Regions from separate parts of the Mus musculus genome. Here all the other regions are linked to region 1. The links are chromatin loops, found by intact Hi-C in ENCODE. Cell type or tissue: heart. All regions are shown on one strand. Region 1 holds the start of Ociad1 (OCIA domain containing 1). Region 2 overlaps Fryl (FRY like transcription coactivator). Region 3 overlaps Fryl (FRY like transcription coactivator).

Evidence for each region. Hi-C counts contacts between places; a loop is a spot of excess contacts. Peaks named below come from ENCODE experiments on the same cell type or tissue, not always from the same donor. Only the 100,000 strongest peaks of a DNase experiment are listed, where the experiment ranks them.
Region 2: a loop joins it to region 1, with 1.8 times the contacts of the local background. A loop is called at or near these places in 2 of 42 quality-filtered maps.
Region 3: a loop joins it to region 1, with 5 times the contacts of the local background. A loop is called at or near these places in 2 of 42 quality-filtered maps.

The regions. Positions count from the first base shown.
Region 1 is chr5:73,291,047-73,293,546 of GRCm38, forward strand. Ociad1 (OCIA domain containing 1) reads left to right here and starts at 1,748. Exons shown (of 9, transcript NM_023429.4): 1 at 1,748-1,930. In heart, a CTCF peak has its summit at 1,532; a DNase peak (open chromatin) is centred at 1,735; H3K4me3 peaks cover 1,181 bases; H3K27ac peaks cover 1,233 bases.
Region 2 is chr5:73,207,892-73,210,391 of GRCm38, forward strand. The region is part of intron 2 of Fryl (FRY like transcription coactivator); the gene reads right to left. Among named protein-coding and RNA genes, the nearest start is that of Fryl, 47 kb to the right of the region's middle. In heart, no CTCF peak of the experiment used is centred here; a DNase peak (open chromatin) is centred at 1,510; H3K27ac peaks cover 761 bases.
Region 3 is chr5:73,221,373-73,223,872 of GRCm38, forward strand. The region is part of intron 1 of Fryl (FRY like transcription coactivator); the gene reads right to left. Among named protein-coding and RNA genes, the nearest start is that of Fryl, 34 kb to the right of the region's middle. In heart, a CTCF peak has its summit at 1,207; no DNase peak of the experiment used is centred here.

The DNA.
Region 1 (2,500 bases):
AATTAAGGAATACTCTGACATATTCCTTTAATAATGGTTTCACAGTAATGTCTAACAGGCTAACAGGGCTGGTGCTATACCTTGGAAACTAAGGACACTTACTGTCCTTCAGATTATCTGGGTTCAATTTCCTACACCCTCATCAGGTAGCTTACATCTGCCCGTAACTCCAGTTCCTGTACCTGTGGGGGTATACATGGTACACATAGACTCATGCAGCCACACACAGAAATAAAAATAAATAAATACTTAAAAACAAATAAAGTGACTTCTGAAAAACAAAAGTAATATCTAACAGGTAAAGCTGGGCTGATACCGCCTTGGCTATTTGCTCAATGAAGATATTTGAAAGAGTGCTTGTTAAAGACTCTTCCAGGGATGTCTCTATTCCTCTCAAAGAACAATGGCAAATGGAAGGAATAATTCCATCAAGTCATGCTTGGTGAACTAATGAGCTTAATTAAAGTTACTTTCCAAATCATGGGCAGCTTGCCAGCTATGCCTCTTAATACATCTTTCTCCCAAGCATATATGCTCAATTTTGTACCTTTGAGAAAAGGATGTGCCTCTGAGCTCTTGACTCTTCAGGAGGGCATGTTCGTGGAAGCAATCTTTTGAGGGTCTCCAGTGGGTACACCACAGCTGCTCTGATCACAAGGATGGAACCCAAGGCTTTCACAGCTGAGCTTAAAGTTCCGTGATTTCTGGTGATCCCCACGTTCCTGGTGCCATAGCAAGGGTCTAAGATGGTTAACAAATCCTATCGCCTTTCTCCATTGGATGGGCATCAGCTTCCAGGAAGGCTTTGGAGCTCACCCAAGTTATGTTTGAGTTCGTCCTTAGTGTGGGGTTCAGGAGCCATAGAGGTCTAGCCATGACTCCGGATTCATGTTTTACATGACTTTCTCTCTTAAATAAGCATACAGACAAGTTCGTGGATGCCATAGAACCAGTGAAAAACATATGAAATGAGGAATGGTGGGAAGTCTGACAATTATAGGAGTTCATAACTTCGTGGGCTGGAGCTATCAGAGGTATCAACGATATACTTTCAGGACTTGGTTCAGTATACGCACTCAGTAAACATGCCTAGGATCAGTGTAAGAAATGAATAGTTGGTGGTTAGGAGTGGCAGCCTGAGCTCTGACGAAAAGTTGGTCTCCTAGCATTAAAATATAGTCTCCTGGTAATACAGCCCCAGAGCCTAAACTCCTTTTCAGACTTGTTTTAACCCAAAACTGTGAAACACACATTATTTCTGTTATTCAGATGAGTAAATTCTGAGTCTCCGAGTTGGAGTGTATCCTGACTCTAGTGTTAGAATCAATCGGACACTAGACTGGAGGTTCTGACAGTTAACTTAAGAGTTCACGCTTAAAATTCACTACCTAGCCTAGAGGCTTAAAGCATAAGAAAATTTCTGTAAATCTTAAAATTAGGGAAGTCCAAGGAAAGTCATGGGATAAGGAGGGGACTTGAGGATGGAGGGGTTCCAAAATGTCCCTACTGGCTTGTCACTGAACAGTCTCTGGGGTATGTCACAAGAGCATCGAACCTAGAGGCAGAGCTGAGCTGCAGGCCTTAACTCGCGCAGCCGCAGTGCAGCTCTGGAGCGCCGCGGCCTGGGGCGGGGTGGGGGGCGGTGAAAGGGGCGGGACTAGTTGGACGGGGCGTGATCGACATCCGTGAGTATTGAGAAACTGGCCCGCCGCTGTTTCCCAGCGCTGTCCTGACGTCATTTCCCGTCAAGGGTACTGCTTCCGGGTGTCGGCCTGCTGGCGCTCGTGTGTGGGTGACATCTTGGCGATCGCTTGGAAGCTGCCCTCTTTCCCCTCCCCGCTTCCCGCGTTGTCCGCTGTGCCTGTCTCTGGGGTCCTCTCCCGGCCTCTACCCCGGGTCCTGCTCCCAGCGTTGCCGCCTCCATCGTGAGGTGGGTGTGGTGGCGCGGCTTTCCGCCAGTCTCCCACCCTCGCCCGCAGCCGCCATTTTCCTGCCCGGAGGTGTCCGGTCGCACTGCGGGCCTGGGCTCTGCTGCAGCGCCGGTGACTCGGGCACCGGGAGACCTGCATGGAGGGGTGGGGAAAGCCGCGATGGCCGAGGTGGGGTGGCAGGTCAGGGACAGGAGTGCTGGCGTCCGCGGCTACTGCCTCGCTTGAGCCTTGTTCTTTATGATTACAGCTTTGAGCTGTAGTGATCAGACAGGTCGCACTGCCCTCCAGCCTCCCTGGGGACGAGATTTTCTTTCTTTCTTTTTTTTTTTTTTTCTTTTTTGGTAGGGTTTTGCAGTTTGAGAAGCTTCCTCTGAATGCTTCATCTGTCCAAGAGTTCAGTTTACCTTTTCTGAAACCTTTTTCTTTGAAGGGATATAGGTATGCAATAGGTGATGATTTTAGTGACTAAACGAATTACAGAAAGGTGCTTTGCTGTTGGCATCCAGTAAGTCATACTGCGATGCGTTTGTTTCAGCGAAGACGTACTCCTTATTTTGTCTGAAATGCTG
Region 2 (2,500 bases), 83 kb before region 1:
GTGTCAAGTTGACACAAAACTAGCCAGTACACTTATGGGCTAATTTGCATAGGGACAGGGAACTCTACTTAAGAGTTCTTGATTTGTATCCACAATCATGTTTGATAAGAACAATAAGGCTATTCCTTGTAGTTTTGTGATTGTATAAAAATATGAACACAACATTTCATATCACCTCCTGAAAATTACAACACAAATTTACTTTTCTATAACCTTTTCTGTGACCTTGACATTTTACATTAAACTGCCTGGAAAACATCTAGAATTTTACCACCACCACCCCCCAAAAAAATGTGACTTCTGGTCTTCAAGTGAAGATGTTTCTGCAATTTCCAAACATTAATTTTATGGGGGCAACTCTAAAGCCCTGATCGGACTCAGTCTCCCTTTCTAAATGTGAATTGCTGCTCCTAACCAAAACAGGCTTTTAAGTCATAGACTATTGCTGAGTGCATACCTCTGATCCCAGCAGGAGCCAGAAGCAGGTGGATCTCTGTGGGTTTGAGGTCAGCCTGGTCTACAAAGTGAGTTCCAGGACAGCCAGGACTACACAGAGAAACCCTGTCTCGAAAAAAAAAATAATAAATAAAAAATAAATAAACAAATAAAAAGTTTGCATTGGTGAAAGAATGAAAGAAGGACGGGAGGGGAGGGGAGGGGAGGGGAGGGGAGGGGAGGGGAGGGGAGGGGAGGGGAGGGGAGGGGAGAATAACAGGATGCCCTATAGATGGTGAGTGTGGGGGTAGGGAGGTGGAGGGAGTGTTAGATATCAAGGGTTGTTAAAGCAGAAATGTATCTTCACAGCTGGGAATATAGCTCCGTTGGCAGAACACTTGCCAGAACGCACAGAGTCCCTAGCTTGATTTGATCCCCAGGACCACACATGTTGGTACCCACACACAAACCAGCATCTGAGAGGTGGAGACTTGGGACTCCGTCATCCCTGGCCACATCAAGGTCAAACAGGCTGCCTGAGAATCTGTCTTCTTCTTAAGGACATCTCTAAACTGCCTACTGCTGTGGCCTTCCCACCAGCCAGGAGCAGTGTGTCTCTCCAACAGAGCTCCCAGAATCTATACAATGAGTGCCAGTTAGCGGCAGGAGCCACCTTCAAGGGGTCTACGGACAAAAGATCGATAGGCATGTGTTTTAGGCGCTCTGGCAGAAGTCTTTGAGAGGAGACAGCCTTCTCCACACAGAGACTAACTTCGGAAACAACTTAGAGCTCCAAATGCTTCTTGCTTCTGTGTGCAGAGCTGAGGATGAGACTAATTCTTCAAGTCCTTGAAGAGTTCACAGATGCATACAATTAATTTTGACCGTATTCGCTTCCCAGTCCTTCCCTTAACTCCTCCCACATTCATCTCCCACTCCAAGAGGCTGATTCTTTAAAGGCCTTTTAAGTTACATAGTCAAGCTCAATAAACAGTACCACCTCACTGTAAGTCTCCCCAGCACAGCCCCCCAGGGTGCCTGGACCTAGAGCCAGAGGCTATCATGTACCCAGGTTACATAACGACTGTTGGCTCTGCCCTCTGAAGTGGCTGTGTGCTGCTGCCTCCTCCCCACGTTTATGAAAGAAAGGATTGTGCTGAGTACAGATTAGCGGTTCCTCCCTAGAAATTTGTAAAAGATAATCAGTAATTTATTCAGATCAACATCCCCTACACAGAAAATAACGAATTTCAAAGTTAGTAACAAAACATTCCGAGTTGATTTGGTCACTACATTTGACCATATAGAGAAAAAAAAAAAAAAAAAAAAAAAACATGCCACAAAACTGAATTCTCCTCTTACAGAGCACAACCCGTAACTGGGAGAACCCCCACCCCACCCCTGAATGGAAGTCAGCAACACCCCTCCGACTCCGCCCTTCACGGTGGCTAACTTTGGTCTAAGAAAGCTACAAATACAGGAGTGGAGAATTCAGAGTTGGTTCACTGCACCCTAAGAAATGACACCCTAGAAATTCAAGCTAATTAAGAGCACAACAAGAAAACCAGCACCTGTCACCGACAGCCCACTAGGCGGGACGAGCTGCGGCTGGCGCTCCACACGCACGCCTTCATTTTAATCCAGCTAACCACAACCTTTGCACATGTTCAACTTTACAGACAGGGGAACTGAGAGAAAGAACACTGGTGAATGACCCTGAAATACTGAACGTCTGGCTCTCTTAACAGAATACGCTGCTGGGTGGATTTACATCACATTCTGTGACCCCAATACGTTCTCGTGTGATCAGAACTCTCAAAACCAAAGAAACTAAAAGAACCCATGCTGTGACCGGCGAGTCAGAGATGACTTTATATTTCACAGACTAAATCCAATCCTTGTTGTTGAGATCTAATTATTCAAGTCTGGTGGACCAACGTTGTCATGAAGGGAAGCGGCCGTGGCATTTCAGCCATGATTCTTAAATGTGAGCTCCAGTCTACAGCACATGCTTTCTGAAGAAGGCCACTAACAGCCTCAACACCGTGACTGTCCACACGTCGGC
Region 3 (2,500 bases), 70 kb before region 1:
ATTAATTTAAAAAAATTTGGTCAAAAAAAAATCCCCTCAGGGCTGGGAACGTGGCTCAGTGGCAAAGCCCCTGCCAGACATACATCCTCACAGGCTCTGTCTCCAACAGCATAAAATGTAAGATTTAAAAGGGGGTAGGGGGCTCAAGGCTGGGTTTGGTGGCTTGAGTCCCAGGACTCAAGAGGCAGGGACTAGCAGTTCAGTGTAAGTTCCAGGCCAGCTTAGTCCACCATAGCCAGTTCCAGGCCAGCCTGGGCTCTGCAGTAAGAACCGGTCTCAAAAAACAAAAAACGAAGTATCCAACTGTCTCTATCCAGGACAATGTGAATTAACCTTGAGGGTCCTAACTTAAATGTTTCTTTTCTAAGCCATCTTCTTTCTCAAGTGTGTTACAATCTTAAAGGAAATGCCAGTCACTGTTACTTGTTTCTTGGGGAAACAGGGCCATGGTACTGTTTCTTTAGCTTAAGGACAAAGCATCTAGGGACTTGGGACAATGACACTGGAGCTACCTGTCTTCCTACACAGGGCCCCTTAAGGCACAGGTGTTCTGCAATGCTGGGGGTGGTATCCGTACGCTAGCAGCGAGGTCTGCAATTAACTGGTGACCTCGGAAATACCATCCTCCTCATACAACCGCACATGCAGAATGACAGCTGGATGGCCAGATTCATGTGGGAGCCACTTGTAAAACTAAAACAGAAACCGTCCAAAAGGATGGGCTAAAAACTAAATGGCGATTGCCTATGCATTCCATGCAGCTGGGAAATACAGATGTACTGTGAGCAGCCATGAGAAGACCACCTGGCTACATTTAATAAGCAAGCTACCTGAACACATTCAGTGTTTAAGAAAATAGCATGTTAAGTTGGGCATGGTGGCGCAGGCCTATAATTCTAGCACATGGTGGGGGGGGAGGCAGGAGGATTGGGAGTTCTATACAATGCATTAGACACCAGCTTAAGCGTAGAAGACCCTGTCTCAAAAAATACGGTTGGTGGACCCAAAAGCACTTAAAGTCACATGAGAAGTGGGTCAACTGACTGCTACAGTGGACGCAAGGACACAGGGATAGGAGAGGTATGGGCTCTGTGTTATTGAAACAAGTTTCCAAAATAAGCTGACTCCTCCAGTTTAATAAAGTCATGTAGTCCAGGGTCACTTTCCTGAAAAACCCATGGCCACTTCCCTCCTCGTCCATCAGGGGGACCCCCTTGCTGTTGGTAGCAATCCAATATACCCGGAGTGCAGACAGGATACTGGCAATGCATGGATCAGATGCTATCCTGGGTGCCCTGTCAGCGTGGGACAGGGGCTCTCTGAAATGTTCCCAGCTCTGACTTTAGAACTTAAAATGCTTGCAGAATTCTACACGGAAATGTTGTTTATATTATATTATATTATTTCCGAAAAAAGAGAACAGAAAAGAAAGGAAAGGAAAGGAAAAGGAAAAGGAAAAGGAAAAGGAAAAGGAAAAGGAAAAGGAAAAGGAAAAGGAAAGAAGAGGGCAAGAAATGTAAACATCCAAAGTAGAAAAAAAATAAACAACAACAACAAAAAAAAAAACTATGGCTTCTTTGGAAGGTACACCATATATTATTATTACACTTGACGTAGAGTTTGTAGGTGAGCCGGATGGGACCCACCACAAATTCTTTTGGGGGTTATTATTTGTATTAATTCTTGAGGAGTTTGCACTATGTGTTTGATTCGGATTCACCCCCATCTCCCCATCTACCCAACTCTCGGTGCTTTTTGTTTTTTTAAGCTCATCAAAACCAACTTGCTGCCCACATATTTTTTCCATGTGTGGCCCTCCATTGGGCTGTGATGACTCACCAGGGCTATACCCCCACCCACCCGGCACCTAACAGCTGCTGACAGGGTGGGGTGTCAGGCCCAGCTCCCCTCCCCATGCTGGGATTTGGTCTGTCTTGGGCCTGCGCACATCTTGTGTGTGCCATCGTCAGGACTGTTATGAGTTCACATGTGCAGCTGCCCTGATGTGTCCAAAAAAAACCACTGTTTCCCTATAGTCATGCCCTGCCTCCAGCTAGTACACAGTCTGTGCTCCTCTTCCTCAACGATCCCTGGGCCCTAGGAGGAGGGGTTCAGCACACATGTTCCCTTTAGGGCTGAGCATCCTCCATCCTCGGTTTTCAGTGCCTTCACAAATTACGGGTCTCTGCAAATCGCCATCTTCTGCAAACAGAAGCTTCTCTGTCTCTACTTTGTCCCTGAACCACTCGATATAGGATAAAATTTCAAAAAAAAAAAAAAAAATTCAAGATTAAAAAAAAAAAGAATGAAAGAGGCATTCTTTAGTAAATTTAAAATACTTTAAAAAAAAAACGCTCAGAAATGTTACTAAGCAAAAGAAAGGGGGGGAGAGGACACGAAACAAGACTTAGAAATAGGCTTATTCACTAATGTACACCGTGCTAGTATAAAGTAGGCACTGGGTATGTGTAAAATTGCTACCAATAGCAAGGGGAGGGTT